6 separate regions of the Homo sapiens genome follow, and regions 1, 2, 3, 4 and 5 are each linked to region 6. The links are chromatin contacts, found by Hi-C or POLR2A ChIA-PET in ENCODE. All regions are on one chromosome and are shown on one strand. Each heading gives the region's core, a stretch centred on a gene start or an enhancer-like site at or near the end of the contact. The rest is flanking DNA. Distances are from core to core; before and after follow the strand shown.

Region 1 (3,129 bases), core at 385-2,884, 700 kb before region 6:
TAGTTGCAGTAGAGATGATAGAATATTCCTCACAGAACCTAGCATACATAGTAGGTATACAAACACATTTACTAAATGAATGAACAAATTACATATCATTTACAAAGTCCTCACAGAAACTGGGCTAACCCAGATGGCAGCCTGATATAATGGAATGCTCATCAATGTGGCTATCCTGGATCAATCAGTTGAGGGTCAAGAGGACATGATTCGGCTGTTTCAACTTTAACCTATCACAGGCTGGGAGCGGTGGCTCATGCCTGTAACCCCAGCATTTTGGGAGGTGGAGGTGGGTGGATTGCTTGAGCTTAGGAGTTTGAGACCAGCCTGGGCAACATGGCAAAAGCCCTTCTCTACAAAAATAAATAAATAAATAAAATTAGCTGGGTGCGGTGGTGAACCTGTAGTCCCAGCTACTCAGGAGGCTGAGGAGAGAGAACTACTCGAGCGCAGGAGGTTGAGGCTGCAGTGAGCTGTGGTTGCACCACTGCACTCCAGCCTGGGTGACAAAGTGAGACCCTGTTTAAAAAAAAAACTTTAGCCTGTGAAAAGATATCTATATATGTATCCAAGGGAAAACAACAAAACAAAACATCAGGTTGAATGGTGGAGATTGTACGCTAATTATCCAAGTACACAATTCTCAAAGTTCCAATAAGATTGTCTGAATTCCAGTCAAGGTCCTCCAAAACTTCTAACCAGAGGTGTTTGGGGACAATACGGCAGAAGAAAGGGGATGGTGTGGTCATAGCGTGGAAGTGAAGTGCTCCTGCAGAGACGTTCATTATTTCCACTGAGGTTGTATGTTCATTGGAATGGCTAGAGGAGGTTCGTTGATGGAAATTATGGGAGAATCAACTTTTTCTTCCTTGTACAAGACCTCTTCCAGGTACAACTCTCAGTCTACATCAATGACCATATACTAGTTGAAGGGACTAAGCAGTGATGAAGATAATAGCCACATTCCAATGCAGAGAAAACAGACATTCACTTCTAGAAACATCTAACTCTTCGCAATGTCTCTCAAAAAGAAAACGCCATGGAACATAGTTGAGTACTCTTGGCCCTTATCCCTGAACCTATGGTGAGGGATTCTAATTCAAAAGTGATTTGCATCCCTATGGTGGATACCTTATGGATGACGTTTAACTGAGCCTAAACCAGAGGAAAAGTACTCAGTAAAAGAAACTTTATCACCCTCACGAAAGGCCAACAGCTGGAAGATATTTTGTACCTATTCTAATTAAGGTAGATGCTTTGCTTTTCTTCTGGAATTCCTGCAGGAATGACCACGGGGAGAATGATGTCAGTAGATCATCATCTCCAGGCCAAGAGTTGTTCCTTCCAAAAACAAGACCCCAGAACTCCATCTAGAAGGGATCAGCCAAGACTTGGGCACCTTCGCCTGCAGGCCACAGTTCAGTTGTGTTAGAGGAGAGGTAAGCTGTGATGATTTTGAAAGCCGAGATCTGACGTGGCCTTAAATTCATGTGATAACAAGTTTCCAGTCCTGGATTTGGAAGATCTCCAAGGAAACTTCTTTCCAGAGCATCAAACGAAGCCAAGAGAGATTACGACATCTGGGACCAGCACTGAACATTTGAAGGTGATGATTGTTTAGGCAAGTGATTTACTGGTGACCTGCAGGGAAAACAAAGTCAAGCAGAGAAGGGGACTGACGTGGCAGGCAGAAGCAGCCAGTGAAAGCTGGTGGTATGAATCATCAGTGGCCCCGAGCCAAAATAAGTACCTAAGAGTGAAGTAGAAGAGATTGGTGGAGGGGACAGGAGACCTGTGTTCTGGTCCCAACTTGGCCACTTATTTTCTGTGACCTTATATGAGAGGCTTTGCTGTTGAACTTTTTTTGTCTCCCTCTATAGCATAGAAGAGGAAGATTAGGTCTCAACATTCAAATCTCAAAAGCCTTCAGGGACCAGGCTGGAAACATCTATCATGAAGGAGATTGGGTGAGACAATAAAGAGGCAGGGAATGTGGGTGATTGCGGCTAACCAAAAGAGTATCCACTGCTGGGTATGGTAGGTCGCACCTGTAGTCCCAGTTACTTGGGAGACTGAGGTGGGAGGCTTGCTTGAGGCCAGCAGTTCAAGACCAGCCTGGACAACATAGCAAGACCTTGTCTTTAAAAAAGTAAAAAAAATATATATATATTAGCAGGATGTGGTCTCATGTGCCTCGAGTCCCAGCTACTTGGGAGGCTGAAGTCTGGGGGATCGCTTGAGCCCAGGAGTTTGAGGCTGCAGTGAGCTATGATTGTGCCACTGCATTCCAGCCAGGGTGACAGAGCAAGACCCTGTCTCCAGGAAAAAGTAAAAATGTAAAAAAGAGTGTCCACTCCTGGCTAAAATCTTTCAGGTGCATTATTGCTAAAGTGCTGCATGATGAATGTGCCTCTGTTCTGACTTGGCCTGCAGACTGTTATCTTATTCATCCATGGGAACCGAATGATGCCCAGGGCCACATATGGCCCTAAGCTTTTGGGTATCTGTGATCCTAAAATGGGTCCATTTCACTCTTAAATACTAAGGACATGGGGCTGTAGCTTGTTTGGATGAAGAGCATGGGCTCTGCAGTAATGTGGGGTTGAGTCTTCTGCTCTGTCACTAACTAGGGGCCCATGTTCCACTGTTTGTGCTTCCAAAATTCAACAACTTTGAAAACCAAAAGATTTTCTGTAGGTTTACAGTCATTTGGTGGCAAAACTGACCTGAATTATTTAGAAAGATCATTTATACCAGAGGTTGACAATTTTTTTTTCCCGTAAAGGGCCAGATAGTATTTTTGGCACTCAGCTCTACCCTTGCAGCAGGGAAGCAGCCATAAGAAGTGGGCATGGCTGTGTTCCCATAAAACCTGATCTACATAAACAGGTGGGATTTGGCCCACAGGGTGTAGTTTGCTGACTTCTGAAGTATACTATTTAGCACAAACAATTCAGACATTTTGCTATAGAAATATTAATGATTCTGATTATTGGGTGCTGTCCCAGATACCTCTGGGGTTATGGTAGACAGACTAATGGTCCCCAAAGATGTTTGGGTCCTAATCCCTAAAACCTGTGGATGTGTTACCTTACATGGCAATGGGAACTTTGCAGATGTGATTAAATG
Region 2 (2,876 bases), core at 211-2,710, 560 kb before region 6:
AAATGTTAATAGTGATCATCTGTGGATGATGGGATTATGGGAAATGTGTATAGAGATTTTTCCCTTTTTTATACTTTATCTGTATTTTCCAACTTTTTATAAGAAATGTTTTGCTTATATGAGAAATATAGCTTTAAGATAAAGTTGACTGATCTGTATAATCTTTAGAAAGAAGAGAGAAACCTCTCTTGCTCTATGGGAAGGTCGCTCCTGTGGGAAGGTCTTGGCAGAAGGAAATAAACATGTTGAAGGCCATTCTCTGTAGCCCTGGTCACCTCCATCCAGCGAAAGTAGCAAAGGGACCCTGAATTTCCACCTCCTCCACTTCTAGAGGGCAGTTTGGTCAGCTTTCTCTCGCTGTCCTCTTTTCAAATAAGAAAAACAAGGACTCTAGTTCCCAATGTAAGGATCCACTCAGAGAAGCCCCCAAACAAGAAGTGAGCAAGAGCCATTTTCTATTCCTGCCTGTGAAGAACCTCTAGAAGTTGACTGCATTCCAGCAGCAGTTGCCTAGGGAACACCAGTGACAAAAAGGAGCCGTGAGGACACACTAAATAACTTTAGCAACTATTTGCATTTGGCAGATGTAGCCAAGGGCAGGGCCCTGCCTGGCTCCCTGTGGAAGCCGCAGGAGCCCCACAAGGAAGGGGGGGCCACTGGAACAGTCATAGGGGAGCAGGGAGGTGGGTGAAGAAGTGAGGGCCTTAACTCTTTCATTGCCCCTCCCCAAGCCTGCTGGGGCAAGGGTTTGTCCCAGAAGAGATCTCCTGGGCTTTGTGGAAACCCCAGAGAAAGTGCAGCCTCTTCCGGGAACTGGGTCCTCCCACACACCCACAGCCTACAGCCCCCCACCCACCCACCATGCCCCCCAGTCTTGCTTCTGCTTCCGCCACCAGGGAAGGCAGGTGACAGGATGGGCTGTGAGCTCCAGGCTCAGCCTTGCTGTGGCAGCTAATTGGGATGGTTTTTACCTGCCAGGTGAAAAGTCTGCCTGGGGAGGGGCAGTCAGCTCTCTGTCAACCCTGCTTCCTCTCTGTCTGCCAGCTCTCATTAGGACTAAGCCAGTCCCATGGAGCCCCAAGAGGAGAAGAGGCCAATGAGCCAAGCCGTTCCTGCCTGTGGCCTGGAAATCAGAGCTGCTTCGAGCAAGCTCTGCGCGGGCTCTTTAAGGTGAGCCCCAGTGCCTGGGCTTCCCACTCTCTGGGTGGGATGGAGACGAGACCGAAAATAGAAAGCAGCAGAGGCCCAGACCAAGCCTGGCTTTTCTCACTGCCCCCTTCAAAAAGTTCTGCTCAGATCAGATGATATCAGAAATGATTGGCGCCTTTATTTCCCCCCTTTGCTTCTAGTCCCCCACCCCCTTTCCAGTTTGACCACATCTGTAGGCTCTGTTGAAACAGAGCCAACATAAACAAAAACAAACTGAAACCCAGCAGCCAGCGAGGGCGGGATGTGCCACCCATCTGGGCAGGCCACGTGCAGGGCTGAGGACTGCCAAGGCACACCTCCTGCTGGTAAAAGGCACCGTGTGGAGTAATTAACCTCCAGGGCTTGGTGAGTGAAAAGCACCATGTAACCATGCTGGGTAATTGAAGAGGAAGAGAGGAGCGCTCTCCCGAGTGAACATTCAAATGTGTGCAGCTTGCTGGACCCTCTCAAGCAGGATGGCAGTCGGTTGGCCATGCCCCATAATGTGGCTGTCATCATTTGTCTTCCAAATTGTTGCCCAATCAGAATGGCTTCGGGACCCTTCGGCTTCTATGTATGCATATGTATAAAGAGACTTCTTAAAGCCATGCAGGATTTGTTGTTTTATTTTTTAGTGAGAATGTCCAGAGCTGGCGAAAGCAGAAGAGAAATAAACACTCCGGTAGTCTGCTGGTGAGGATGACAACTGGTCGACATTTCTAGAGGCCAGTTCCGGCTCCAACACTGCTTGCGTGTATCTGTGAAAGAGACCCAGGTGCCATGAGGCTAGGAAGGCTGGGATTTCGCAGCTCTTTGCACTGAAACTGCTGTTTCCTTGCTGGTGCTGCTGGAGATGAAAATCCACCATCCTCCAGAAACCCAAATCTCTCCTGGCACCAGCTCCCGGTGGCCAGCAAGTCCTATCATCAACTGGAAGAAATGAATGACATGCTCTCCGCATCACACTCACTTAGAGGGGTCACACAGCAAAGCTGCTTAAGCCCCTGAAGCATTTGAGTTTAGAGATGTCTCCCCTTCAGTTGACAGCTGTGACTTTCCAGAAAACACATATGCCACTGTGAGGTAGGGTAGTTTCTTGTATTCATTATACAGTACCCAGAGCTCCTCCCTGTGCTGTTTATGCTGTCAGATATCTTGTTTACCACGAAAGACACCATCCCCCATCATGGGGGTCCCCGAAACTGGACCACCATCCAAGCTATCTAAATTCATTAGTCCCAGTAGCATATGTCCAAACTCAAATGTGGATGAGTCAGGAGACTTCACTTCTTAGAGGCTGCAAATAGACAACCAGAAAAAGGATTCTCATCTAATTCTGTTCATCTGGTCGTTCAAATTCTGGTTCCTACTCCACCCAAAACACCATTACATGAGCCTGAGAAATGACTGGATTACACAGACAAATACATTCTCAATGCGTTCCTTGGGATTGTGGGATTAAGCTGATTTTCTGCCCTTCGCATCTTTCTTTGCAGTAAAGACTTTCTGCTCTTCCAAGTGATTTTGAGCCTATTATTTCACAAGTGTAGCAGATTGTTTGCAAAAATGGCCAAAACTATTCCACCCTCTGTATCTGCAGTCAGACTTTTCAATGTGACTTTGTTGCTTTTCCCATCAAAAGGTGAAATTTGTTTCTCCACTCCTTGAGTCTGGGCTGGCCTTGTAAC
Region 3 (2,904 bases), core at 61-2,560, 790 kb before region 6:
TTCACACATCCACCTTCACCCAATCTCTCTGGTGGGAGGTGGTGTGGTGGGATGAAAGGCAGTGATTGGCCTAGTCTGAGTCAGGTGCTACAAACCTAGAGCTGGCAGGATGGGAGGAAGGGGCGGGGAGAGTTCGCTTCCCTAGAATTACACAGAGCCCTAAATAGAAACTGGGGGTGGGGGTGGGGGTGGAGGTGGAAAACTGGAAGTGAATGCTGGGGAAGCAACATTTGCAGAGGGAGTGTTACATTTCTTGCCCTAGTATCTTTTCCCAGTGCTCTTAGTCGGTATTTGGATAAAGCCAGAAGGGCACCGTTTCCAAAAGGAATACACAGTGGTAGGTGATGTATTTAAAAGTAATGGTCACGTGATTAAATATTTATGGCCACTTAGTTTAATGTAAAACACCCATCAACCATTTCTGCTGAGTTTGTCCCATGTCCATGAATCATGGGGGTGGTGGGGGCATTGGGGCTGCGTGTCACTCCCGGTCTATGTCATATGAATTAGCCTAAAAAACTGAGTGCCATCTACCTGCTTGTGGGTAATATCCCACCATACAGAACTGTGGAGTAAGAAATCTGCCAGGTTGTAATAATGTTGTCTTTCTTGATAGCGCAGGCCAAGTAGAGAAGTAGGAAATTTTTCCTTTACCTTGAAATTTGGTTCTTTTTTGTTGGTTTTGTATCATTACAACTAATTTGACATTGTAGGGTAGGAAAAAAATAATTTTCCCTCTAATCTTCTAAGCTCTCAGCTGAGACCCCCTGTAACAAAAGACAGATTAACAAGGGTAAAACAACAGAGTGTTTTAACATTTATACCTCACAAACACATGGGAAATACCCCGAGAAAAATAAGTCACTCTCAAAGAAGTGGCCTAGAACTCTGCCTTACATAGCATCTTCAACTAGAACAAAGTAAAAAGGGCGTTGGGGAGGCAAGTTATGGGGAAGGTGACCAGGAAATGAATGGTAAAAAAAGAAGTTTTGTTTTGCAGAATTTAATTTGGTTCCTTCTCCACTGATAAGAGTTTCTTGGCCAGGTGCAGTGGCTCACGCCTGTAATCCCAGCACTTTGGAAGGCTGAGGCAGATGGATTGCTTGAGCCCAGGAGTTTGAGACCAACCAGCCTGGGCAACATACTGAGACCCCCATCTCTACAAAAAATAAACAAAATTAGCTAAACATTGTGGTGTGCGCCTGTAGTTCTAGCTACTCAGGAGGTCGAGGTGGGAGGATTGCTTGAGCTCAGGAGGTTGAGGCTACAGTAAGCCGTGATTGTGCCACTGCACTCCAGCCTGGGCAACAGAGTGAAACGCTGTCTCAAAAAAAATTTTTTTTTCTTGAGATTTAGTCATCCTTTTTCTGGTACAGAGTGGGAGACACCATTACAAATAGAGACTTCCTTTATAGATGCAAATTTCCCTTACAAAAGGGTAACTTCTACTTCATTTCCAGAGCTTCTCTTTTGTTGCTGTGTTTCTCAAAATAATCAGTTCAAAATAATTCTTATGCCAAGGAGGCATATTTTTGGGTGGCATATTCCAGTCCCCTACAACAAATAAATAACACACACTAACATGCACAAAGTTTAGGTTTTCAGTTGAACGAGTATTGATAATTGTATACACCTGGGTAACCACTAGCCAAAATAAGATACAGAACATTTGCTTCATAGCTGAAAGTTCCTTGATGTGCCTTCTGAGTCAATCCCCAACCCCCGTACTAAGAACCACTATGATTTCTCTCAATGTAGATTAGATTTTTATGTCTTCTTGGATTCTACTTAAATGAATGAGGTAGTATGCACTCTTTTATGTCTGGCTTCTTGTAATCTTTTTGAGATTCACTACATTGCTGTGTGTAGAAGTAGTGTGCTCCTTTTAATTGCTGAGTAGTGTTCCATTGTATGACTCTGCCATAATTTTGTTTATCCACTCCTCAGAGAATGGACATTTAAATTGTTCCCAATTTTGGCTGTTATGGAAAAAATGCTGTACACATTCTTGTATAATTCTTTTTGTGCGATGTTTTTATTGCTCTTGAGAAAATACCCAAGAGTGGACTCGCTGGGTCTTAGGATGGATGGATGTTTAATTGATCAGAAATTGCTAAATAGTTCTCTAAAGTGGTTGTGCCATTTTACAATCCCACCAGCAGGGTATGAATGTCTTGGAACTTGATCCTAATTTCTGATAGAGACTCAATGATGGCATCTTTGGATCTCAAAGGGCCATTTCTTCTCAGGTGAGAAGTGAGGTACTGCATGTGGGAACCCAGAGATGGCAGCTTCTGGGGAACAGCAGTGTACAGTCCTATTATCTTTGATCTGTTCCCACCTCTGATCCATGCCCACCCACCCCTGCTCTGCTCTGTATCGCAGGAGGCTGACCCCTGCAGGCTGTGCTTCTGAGGATCCCTGGTTTGTGGCTCCTGGTTGGGGTGACCAATGGGAGGTGCTGGATTGGGTGTGGTCAATGGGAGATGCTGAGTTGGGTGTGTCCATTGGGAGGTGCTGAGTTGGGTGTGACCAATGGGAGGTGCTGGGTTGGGTGTGGCCAATGGGAAGTGCTGGGTTGGGTATGACCAATGGCAGGTACAGAATTGTGTGTGACCAGTGGAAGATACTGAGTTGGATGTGTCCACTGGGAGGTGCTGAGTTGGGTGTGACCAATGGGAGGTGCTGGGTTGGGTGTGGCCAATGGGAAGTGCTGGGTTGGGTGTGGCCAATGGGAGGTGCTGAGTTGGATGTGGCCAAGGGGAAGCTCTGCGGTGAGTTTGAGAGGTGGGAGGCAGGGAAAAGGAAGAATCTTTCTCCCCCACACTTTCTGTCTCTGGCAGCTTTTCTTGGAGCCATGGTATGTCTTCCCTGGCAGCAGCTTCTGCCACACAGACCTGCCAT
Region 4 (3,163 bases), core at 428-2,927, 740 kb before region 6:
CTGATGCTTCTGCTGATCTCTCACAAGGACTCTTCTGATTACATTGGGCCCACCAGGATAACCTCCCCATCTCAAGACCCTCAACATAATCACATCTGCAGAATTCCTTTTACAGTGGAAAGTAATATATTCACAGGTTCCAGGGATTAGGATATGGACATCTTTGGAGGGCCATTATTATTATTATTATTTAATTTAAAAAGAGACAGTATCTCACTATATTGCCCAGGCTGGTCTTGAACTCCTGGGCTCGAGTGATCCTCTTTCCTCAGCCTACCAAAGTGTTGGGATTACAGGTGTGAGCCACCGTGCTGGCCTGGAGGCCATTGTTCAACCTGCAAAAATATGCTGTCTGTTCCCAAAGTTTTATGTCTATCTCAACTGCATTGACCCATTCTTAAAAACTCCCAACCCATTACAGCAATCAACCTGAATCCAAAATCTCATCTAAGTCTTATCAGGTCAAAAGTTTCATTTCTCATCACATAAATCATCGAATATAGGCATGGGTGAAGCTCTGGGTATAGTCCAGTGTGTGGCACAATTTCTCTCTATCTGTGGACCTATGAAGCTAGCAAAGAAATTATCTGCTCCCAAAATACAAAATGAAACACACTCCACCAGGGTAACAGCACTCCCATTCAAAACGAGAGAAGAAGGAAAGAAAAAAAAGAGTCCCTGGTCCCAAATGTTTTCTAAATCCAACCAGAAAAACTCCATTAGGTTTCAAGGCATGGCTCTCAGCTCTGCCTTCAGAGCCTATAAGGTCTGCTCTCACAGTCATCTTTCCTTCTTCATAAAGGGTAATACTTGTTTGCAGCTGTAGTTTCACCCACCTGTTTCCTGTCTGTAGAATTTTGGTGATCTGACAACCTTCTTTCATTTTGTTCTCTCTGTCCCTTTCAGGTCAAGCTGGCAGTGTTTTGGGGCACATACCATTCTTAAAAGCCTTGTGAGTTTCCTGCATATGTCACATGGACTCACTCCATTTGACCATCAGGCCAAATCAAACCTATTGCCTCTTTTTGTAAATGAAGTTTTATTGCAACACAGACACACCTACCTGTTCATTTACATATTGTTGATGGCTATTTACATGATATAACAGAGTGAAGGGTTGCAACAGAGACAGTGTGGCTCAAAAGCTGAGACTATTTACTATCTAACCCTTTTCAGAAAATGTTTGCTGATGACTGGCCCAGAGCCAAAACCCAAATAAGTAGTAGCGTTTAAACAAATGACAGGCTTGGGTGGGTTGCAAAAGCGGGGCCGCTTGGAGGTAGTGAATATTTCAGATGTTGTGCGGGAGGTGTGAGGAGAAAAGTGAGAAGCGGTGAGGGACGAAGGAAGAGGAAGTGAGAGCCATGGACTTCAGAAGTAAACTTGAACTTCTTGGCAAGTTACCTTGGAAGCCTGGGGCCAGGGTCATTAAGCAGCAAGATTACCATGAAGGAAAAGAGTGAACCAAAAGAAAGTAAGGGGAGAAATTCAAACTGGGCTCAATTGTGACAGAAAAGAAAAATCACACCTAGAGCAGTACACTGAGTCCCTTAGTATGCAAGAACCACATTGCCTCCTCCTCATCCTCCCTCTGAAAAGAAGCCCGCTGTGCACACCTATGGGACAGCCTTTGCTTAATTCTATGTGCCAGCGGCAGCTTCCCAGTAAGCCTTCTCCCCTTTGCTTTTGCTCCGTGGAAATGAGAACACGCCAAGGGTGACGTTTGTGTGTGGGTTTTGGCGCTTTCACAAAAAGCTTCATTAGCCTTATTTAGAATATGATTGCTCCTTCAATCCCTGTGCATAAATGGATTTCAGGTGACCATGCCTGTCACAGGCCCCTGCTCGCCTGGTTACTGGCTTGAGGTATTCTTTGGTTTAAACAAAGCAGGACAAATAAAGAGCAAAGACCCACTCAGGGCCCTAGATGTTCATAGAAACTGATTTCCCCTTAAAAAAACAGCTCACTGTGGGAGTTGTAAATAGGAAGAAATGAACCATTTAAGAGAGTCTTTGAGACTACTGCCTGTTGGAATGGAACCAGTTTGGGGTTTGGGGTGGAGGTGGCATGTCAAATTTGTGGTTACTTCCTAAACACACACAAACTGTTTCAATATCTGATTTGAATATGCTACAACTGCCCCCTGCCAAAACCCTGCCCAGCAGTCTTTCTCCCCACAAACAGCTAAGCCAAGAACCCCAGGACAATTTGCTGTCTGTGCTGATAGACTATCTGGGGTTTCTAAAGCAGGCGATGTATTCTATTTCAGGAAATCAGACCAAATAAAAATCATTCCAATTAAAAAGTGCCACTGGGCAAGTAGAACAGCAAGTGCCCACCTCACACAAAACAGACCAACCACAAAGTGCAGGCTTTCATATATGTTGTTGATGGCAGAGTCACTGCCTTAGAGCCTCGAGTTTATTCAATGGGATAAAAGTTGCCTGGTAAATTGGGCTGAGAGGATTTTTTCCCAGAAGGCCATCACAAGGCATTTTGATGTACTTATCATTTACAAGAGCCTAGAGGAATCTAAAAGTGATTTTGATTTCAAATACTATAGAACCCAGTTATTATATAGCTTATTAATACTGAGCTTCAAATAACCATCAGATATATTCTGAGACACACACATATGCACACACATACACATACACACACATACACACACACACACCCTCTGTACAGGCTTGTAATATGAGGCCTGTGATGGTGATGTCTCATGTTATTTAGGGAGTCGGGTTCTAAATTTCTACAAAGATGAAAATTGTGTACAGTTAAAGGTGCATTTGGAAAATCCCTTCAAATGCCCACTAGCACAGTGAGGTGCTTGCACCGTGAGAGGTAGGAAGTAAATCTGATTACTTCAGCTCTCACATGCCCCTTGCAGGTGAGGATGGGCAGAACCAACACCATGTCAGCCCTCTTTTTCACTCTTCTTGCTGAGGGCATGGAGATGAATTCACTTTAGTTAACTGTATAGGTTATATAATTTCACCTTGATCAGCTCACCCCCAGGAGGGTTAGTCCTGTCTACAAATACAAAAGCCACTCGTGTCTTTTTTGTAGGAAAAATTCCTCACTACCTGGTAAGGAAGACCCTCCATTGTCTCAGCCACTAAAAACACTCCCAGTGTCTTCCATCCCTTTTTCTTCCCCTTTC
Region 5 (2,944 bases), core at 323-2,822, 630 kb after region 6:
ACCTCCATCCCTCCCACTCGTGCTGTCTGTCCTAGCTTCCTGTTGCCTGTCTCCTCCCTCTCCAGGCCGACAGAGGTTTCTCAAGACATTCTGAAGGCTCCCAAATCTGCCACTCCCCAGTCTTCTCCCTCTCCCTCCTTTTGCTGACACGTTCCTCCATAGAGCAGTCTACACTTAACTTCTCTTCTTTCTCACCTCCACCCATTCTCTTTGGTTTGCCCTCTGCAATCCTTCCTCCATAGCCGAACACACACTACTATAGCTGTCCCATCTGGGGTCATAATGACCTCCCAATTGCCGCAACCAAGAGCTTGTTGTAAGTCCTCCATTCAAACTATCTAAATAGGAGGACGTGGAGGTCCATAGTTCAAGATTTACCTCCACTGGCTTTAGAGATAATTCAGTTGCAGTCCAAAAAGATTACTTACCGGCGGAACTGAGATGTGGCCCCAGCCTTCTGTTAACCATGTTGATGTTCTTTCTCCTAAAGACCACCACCTGCCTTGACCTTCCCTGTAACACCTGACCCTGTTGACTCTACACTCCTTCTTAACTCTTCCCTGGTCCTTTCATAGTATACATTCCTCATCTACCCAGATCCCTCTGGTAATGCCTGCTAGCTCCTTTTCCTCTTGCATTCTACATAAATATAGATATGCCCTAAATATCATAGCTTTTCCAGTAGTAAGGATCATATCTAGCACACACATTTTCTTCTTCCCACCTCTCTTCTGTCTCCATATACTGCCAGTGGGAGTTCAACCTATTAGAAATGCCCTCTGACAACCAAAAACATCCTTCTCTTTCATCACCCGTAAATAAGCACCTACCATGTGAGATTCAGCACAGGAGGGGAATCTGGGATCAGACTGCCTAATTTCAAATCCCAGCTCAGCTTCTTTAGCACATGCCATTGTGACCTGGCAAGATTCTTCCCAAGTCTTCATTTTTTCTTCTAACCACCTACGATTGTTGTGAAGACTAATGAGAAATTACTCATACAGAGTTACTCAGTGAAGTGGCTGGCTTGCAGCATTAATGGTAAATGCTCAGTAGATTTTAGTTTTCTTCCTTTCTTTTTTACATTTTCACTTTTAATGTTTGCTAGGGATGATGCTGAACCCTAGTTCCATCCCTTGTATAGCTCAGCGTCTGGTGTAATTAAACTTTAGATGTGCCACAGCAGCTGTCTGCAGAGTAGATGGGGAGAAAGGAGTGAAGAGTTAATTCTACTTAGGGCATCAGAAAAACCTTCATTTGAAGAGCTAAACACTAATCTCAATCTTGTTTTTTTTTCCTGGGGACTAAGCTGCTATACAGACCACATGTAAACTTTATTTAATAGAAGCTTCACAAGTGAGCAATATCATGGCAAGAAAAAAACATTTAGAACAGAATTGTTCAGACATTGGGGTGCATTTAGCTACTAGGGTGGGCAAGAAACATAGGCCAGAATAATTTGTGGCTACCCCTGAGGATATTCACAGTATGTAACACCTCAAGCCAGAGAAGCCATGGAAACACCTGGTGTGATACATCTGTACTTGTGGCACGAAAGTCAGGACAGGCACCTTTTATATTTAAAACCAGTCACCATGACTACCACAACCCAGTTTCTCATGCTACCACAAACCTTCTATTTCTCACTGCAATGTGGTGTGTGGCATGGTTGGAGTCACAAGACTGATTTTCATGGGACTTTGAACCTCTGATTCTTATGTTTCTTTGAGTTTCATTTTAAGCCTGGTCTTTGCAGAGAAAGGGGGAAGAAATCACAGATAATTAAAGCATAAAATATTCTCATTTCATGGTGGGGCTAACAAGTGAAACTACAAGTAATGATGTAATCCAACTTGTCAAAAAGGGAAATGAAAAGAGGAGACAGAAGGCAGGACAGAGCCTTGGGACCCAGCGTGCCATGTCATCTTCTAATTAACTAACTGATCCTTTAAACTGTCAAACTCGGCGAGGAACTCCATGGCCTGGCATCTGATTAATATTCATATTCGGGCACTGGATGCTCTGATTTAAGTCCCAACGGCTGTAGTTAAACATCAGTCTTTAAAAAAAAAAAGAGAGAGAGGGAAATAAAAACCTGCCTGGTGAACCAAAGTCTCCAGGTTTTACATTCATAGGGAAATGAGGGAAGGCCACACTGAGTTCCATAATCCACAGTGCGAGCAAATCCTCCGTGGATGCATATTGATTTCTGAATCATGATGAGGACTTGTATATTGAACAAATAATTATTTTGCTTCTTTCTACTGGCAGCCACATTGTTAATCATATCCCACGCCTCACTGTTAAATAAGCGAACAACGCGTGTAAAATTACATAGCATTCGGTAATATAATCAAGCTTTTAATTTCAAACAAAAATAATTGAATATGTAATTTAATTAAAACAGGCTAGAATCCATCATTCAGTTAAACTGTAATAAGTGGCAGCCTGGACTTTTATTCTTATGGCACAGGCTGCAAAAGAATATATTGCCTCCCTTAAATTGACTTCTCGACTAAAAAATGCTTCAGTCTGGGGTGTAAGAAAAGCCTGTTCTAACTGCATGCTTTACGTAGATGAGGCAATTGACTTAAAAAACTCAAACCAGCACCCCTAGACAGAGTCTCAGTCTGATTCACACTCCCAACCACCAACAGCTGGGCAGCACACGCCATAGGTACCTCCTCTGGAGGACGATGATGAGAAGGGTCCTTAGGAGGCACTGGATGGACTGTGCCTTTTCCTTTACTCTCAGTTCTCTTTTTATTAATTAAAGACCTCTGAAGGAAGAAAATAAGTCAGCCCAGTTCCACTGCAAGTTCTAACAGCATTGGTTTTTGGAAAATGTTTCCTAAGATATTTTTATATTTAATGTGAGAGAGGCTTCCCTCTCATGATGCCAGTCCATTCTACATTACTGTGTTCTACATTGACATGCCACTGA
Region 6 (2,942 bases), core at 306-2,805:
GCAAAAGAAAATCCCCATATAAGCAGACCTATGCATTTCAAACATGTTTTGTTCAAGGGTCAACTGTATTTAATTTAAAATTTACTGGATTTAATTAATAAGACAGATAAACTGAGTGTTGACTGCCTCATTGGAGGACGCATCTGAAGTTCCTTAATTTAAATAAAAGCTCTCAGTTCATTTTAAGCAATTTGATTTAAGGAAATGGCATGAAGGCATATACTCACTGCAGGAAGAAAGCATACCTGACAAAATATTTTATGACTCCTTGTATTTAGCAAGAAGGTTAGAGACAGTATTCCCTTAGGTATGGTTTTTGAGATGTTCATTAATTTAGCTAATGGGAAAATGCCAGGTGTTCATGATCTCTGACTAGAGAAAAGTCTTTATATCCTAGTTGACTAATAGACCCCTGCTCCCACATAATTCTCAATCACAAAGTAAGCATGCCCAGAAACTATTTAGCAACATGTCAACTCTCTACATATTTATGCCTTCATTTTTAAGTAATCATACCTATCGACGTTTATCCATTTATAAAAGTTGACCTAGGCAATGTAGGTTCTGACGTTACATTATCCACATGTAAGTATTTCTACATTAGTCATTTTCAATAACTGTGCACAGAAGAAAAACCTACTTGAATTATTCTTCTGAATTCTTGGATACTAGGAGCTGCTAGACTTTCCCTAAAACACTTCCACCTTTTACTGAGCATTTATAAGTTCCACTGTGGCCTACTTCATTAATAACACACAAATGCATTTAAATTCTGAAATTCAAGCAAAGAAATCAGAGATGATAAATAACAATAACAACAAACCAGGAAATCACTAGAGAAACCAAAAGTCTGAGCTCCCTAAGGCCTTTTTTATTAGAGCTGTAAATCATATCACCCAAAGGGGAACTTGGGGGAAGTTTGCACACAATCAAGTCTAACCTAGCAGCAGTACTGGAAATAACTACAGATGCAGTGCCAACAATGCTTGGATGATTGCCACCATGAATAACATTTGTCAAGCATTTGTATGACTTAGCTACACTACAAAGCAGCTTTGCTATATAGTTCACAATGTTTTGGCTAATTATACTTTTAAAAATAATCTCCAGTGAAACAAAAGTCAGCTGAACTCTCAATACATTTGAGGAGGAAACTGGTGCCCTAGCATTGAAGCAAATGGCCAAGGACCACCTCCCAACATCAAAAACCCCACCAATATGTCTGAAGGCTGCAAAGGGACTATCAAAATGAAAGATGTCTGCAAGGTAGTCACTTTTCTCTTCCAAATATTTTCTAATTTTGTTACTTTTAAATCCTCCCTTCCTCTCTAAATCCCCCTCCCAAACATCCCTCTTATCTGGGTCAACAATTAAATCACAAAGGATCTCAATGCTCTCAGAGTAACGCACATCTGTCTATTACATTGTACATTCACTGGAACCAGATCAAGGGAACCAGAAAAAATTGTGCTGCATTCAAACCTTCAGCCTAAATGGGTAGCCCTGCAGTGCTACAACTTTCAAAGTTGACACTGACAGTTATCTCTACAAACACTGAAGGGCTCACTGGTGCCAAACAGGATGTCCCTGCTAGGAAGTTCATTGACTATAAATGTTACGTGGTGTCATAACAAGCAATAACGTGCCAAGACTCTGGAGCTTCAGATTAACCACTGAAAGACAACATGGGAAATGCGGTGAGTTCATCCTCATGAAACCAGAGCTCAGGGGAAGCACGGCGTTTAACACTTCCATTTACAAGCCTTTGGGGAGGAAAATCTGGATCACTACAAAGCTGGAGAAAAGTCTCCCTGTTGTAACTCAGGGCTGTGATGAAAACGACAAGAATTACAACCAAGGGAGAAAAAGAGGGAGCAAAGTTCACCACCTAAGGCTTATCTGGAATTCAAAGCAATCTAGGTTAATATTTTATGATACAGAATGAATCAAAGGTACACCCCTCACCTGCACTGTTGTATCTGCCTGGCGACACCTGATGAGGAGGTGTTAAACAGACAACAGCCCACGCTATGACACAAAGAGGAAGAAGGCCAGAGAGGCAAAGAACAAAGAGGAAGAGGAGAAAAGGTACAGCAGCATGCACCATAGTTCAGCAGAAAACTGTGATGTTTATTTCTTGGTTTATTTCTTTTCCCCCATATTTTATCCTGGCTCAACACACTTCAATTTATTCCTCCAATTCTGAGTGCCCCAAATATTTGAACCAGGATTTTTCAAATGAGAGAGAAATCTTGTTAACAAGGAACTTTCCCTTAAAGCTTTCTAAATGTATAAAAATTGTAATTTCACAGAGAAACCATCCAACTCCTGGCTCTCCTGTGACTGATTTTACTCTACAATAATAATTTCTAACATTTACAGGATTTTAAATACATCGTTTCATTCAATCTCAGGACAACTCTGAGGTAGGTACAGCATTCCACAGCAACCCAAAGGTGCAAGATCATATCGCAGGCATGTGGTGGAACAAGAAGTCCAACCCCAAGCCTACATTTAGTTTATATCTTACATTTGGTATTATTAGAAGAGACACGCTGTTCGACACAAAGCTCAAGTTCGTCTACCTTAGATCACATGTCCTTGCTATTTTTAAAGGTGGTTTTTAGAATGAATCACCATAATGGCTTTGCAGACTATGACTGTTCCTGATGCACCAGCCTGGCTATCAGTCATGGGTCAGATGAAGGGTCAGGAGGGCAGGTGGTTAAAAGGACTGAGTGGCTTGATCTCCTGCTAAAATTACACAAAGAAGACTAAGAGCATTGCTGACACAGAAAACTGGACTGAGAACAAGCTACAGTTTATCAAAGTAGAGCAAGTTAGAATTTAAATCAAAGGGAACGCCTTCTCTTGATTTTTAGGGCAACTAGCTCACCCTGGTGGACAGAAAACTCAACTACGCAACCATCAATTTTCTCCCA

Evidence for each region. Hi-C counts contacts between places; a loop is a spot of excess contacts on that map. ChIA-PET counts read pairs that join two places held with the same protein, here RNA polymerase II (POLR2A). Pooled maps may share reads with other maps.
Region 1: a map of gastrocnemius medialis shows a loop between it and region 6 (3-fold over the local background). The contact joins two enhancer-like sites. A Hi-C loop is called at or near these places in 1 of 168 maps with a recorded cell type or tissue (gastrocnemius medialis) and 9 of 50 pooled maps. POLR2A ChIA-PET finds 5 or more read pairs at or near these places in 1 of 52 experiments (HEK293T).
Region 2: a map of MCF 10A shows a loop between it and region 6 (6-fold over the local background). The contact joins two enhancer-like sites. A Hi-C loop is called at or near these places in 8 of 168 maps with a recorded cell type or tissue (HCT116, K562, MCF 10A and 5 more), 11 of 37 single-sample maps with no recorded cell type and 19 of 50 pooled maps.
Region 3: a loop to region 6 is called in a map of mammary epithelial cell, with 6 times the contacts of the local background. The contact joins two enhancer-like sites. A Hi-C loop is called at or near these places in 3 of 168 maps with a recorded cell type or tissue (dorsolateral prefrontal cortex, mammary epithelial cell and prostate gland) and 8 of 50 pooled maps. POLR2A ChIA-PET finds 5 or more read pairs at or near these places in 1 of 52 experiments (MCF 10A).
Region 4: a map of GM12878 shows a loop between it and region 6 (4-fold over the local background). The contact joins two enhancer-like sites. A Hi-C loop is called at or near these places in 3 of 168 maps with a recorded cell type or tissue (GM11168, GM12878 and GM13976), 30 of 37 single-sample maps with no recorded cell type and 7 of 50 pooled maps. POLR2A ChIA-PET finds 5 or more read pairs at or near these places in 1 of 52 experiments (OCI-LY7).
Region 5: a loop to region 6 is called in a pooled map, with 12 times the contacts of the local background. The contact joins two enhancer-like sites. A Hi-C loop is called at or near these places in 2 of 37 single-sample maps with no recorded cell type and 4 of 50 pooled maps.

What each region holds. Positions count from the first base shown.
Region 1 is chr3:72,122,582-72,125,710 of GRCh38, forward strand. No RefSeq gene overlaps it. Among named protein-coding and RNA genes, the nearest start is that of LINC00877, 24 kb to the left of the region's middle. Within about 2 kb of position 1,635, at least 2 of the 41 ENCODE cell types and tissues checked have a DNase peak (open chromatin) inside an H3K27ac peak, as active enhancers do.
Region 2 is chr3:72,254,824-72,257,699 of GRCh38, forward strand. No RefSeq gene overlaps it. Among named protein-coding and RNA genes, the nearest start is that of LINC00870, 110 kb to the left of the region's middle. Within about 2 kb of position 1,461, at least 6 of the 41 ENCODE cell types and tissues checked have a DNase peak (open chromatin) inside an H3K27ac peak, as active enhancers do.
Region 3 is chr3:72,032,546-72,035,449 of GRCh38, forward strand. No RefSeq gene overlaps it. Among named protein-coding and RNA genes, the nearest start is that of LINC00877, 66 kb to the right of the region's middle. Within about 2 kb of position 1,311, at least 2 of the 41 ENCODE cell types and tissues checked have a DNase peak (open chromatin) inside an H3K27ac peak, as active enhancers do.
Region 4 is chr3:72,076,819-72,079,981 of GRCh38, forward strand. The region is part of intron 2 of LINC00877 (long intergenic non-protein coding RNA 877); the gene reads right to left. Among named protein-coding and RNA genes, the nearest start is that of LINC00877, 22 kb to the right of the region's middle. RefSeq lists enhancers at 1,381-1,470, 1,541-1,670, 1,791-1,840. Within about 2 kb of position 1,678, at least 3 of the 41 ENCODE cell types and tissues checked have a DNase peak (open chromatin) inside an H3K27ac peak, as active enhancers do.
Region 5 is chr3:73,447,304-73,450,247 of GRCh38, forward strand. All of the region lies in intron 3 of PDZRN3 (PDZ domain containing ring finger 3), which reads right to left. Among named protein-coding and RNA genes, the nearest start is that of PDZRN3-AS1, 170 kb to the right of the region's middle. RefSeq lists an enhancer at 1,695-1,764. Within about 2 kb of position 1,573, at least 3 of the 41 ENCODE cell types and tissues checked have a DNase peak (open chromatin) inside an H3K27ac peak, as active enhancers do.
Region 6 is chr3:72,819,661-72,822,602 of GRCh38, forward strand. The region is part of intron 6 of SHQ1 (SHQ1, H/ACA ribonucleoprotein assembly factor); the gene reads right to left. Among named protein-coding and RNA genes, the nearest start is that of SHQ1, 27 kb to the right of the region's middle. RefSeq lists enhancers at 2,587-2,636, 2,657-2,936. Within about 2 kb of position 1,556, at least 13 of the 41 ENCODE cell types and tissues checked have a DNase peak (open chromatin) inside an H3K27ac peak, as active enhancers do.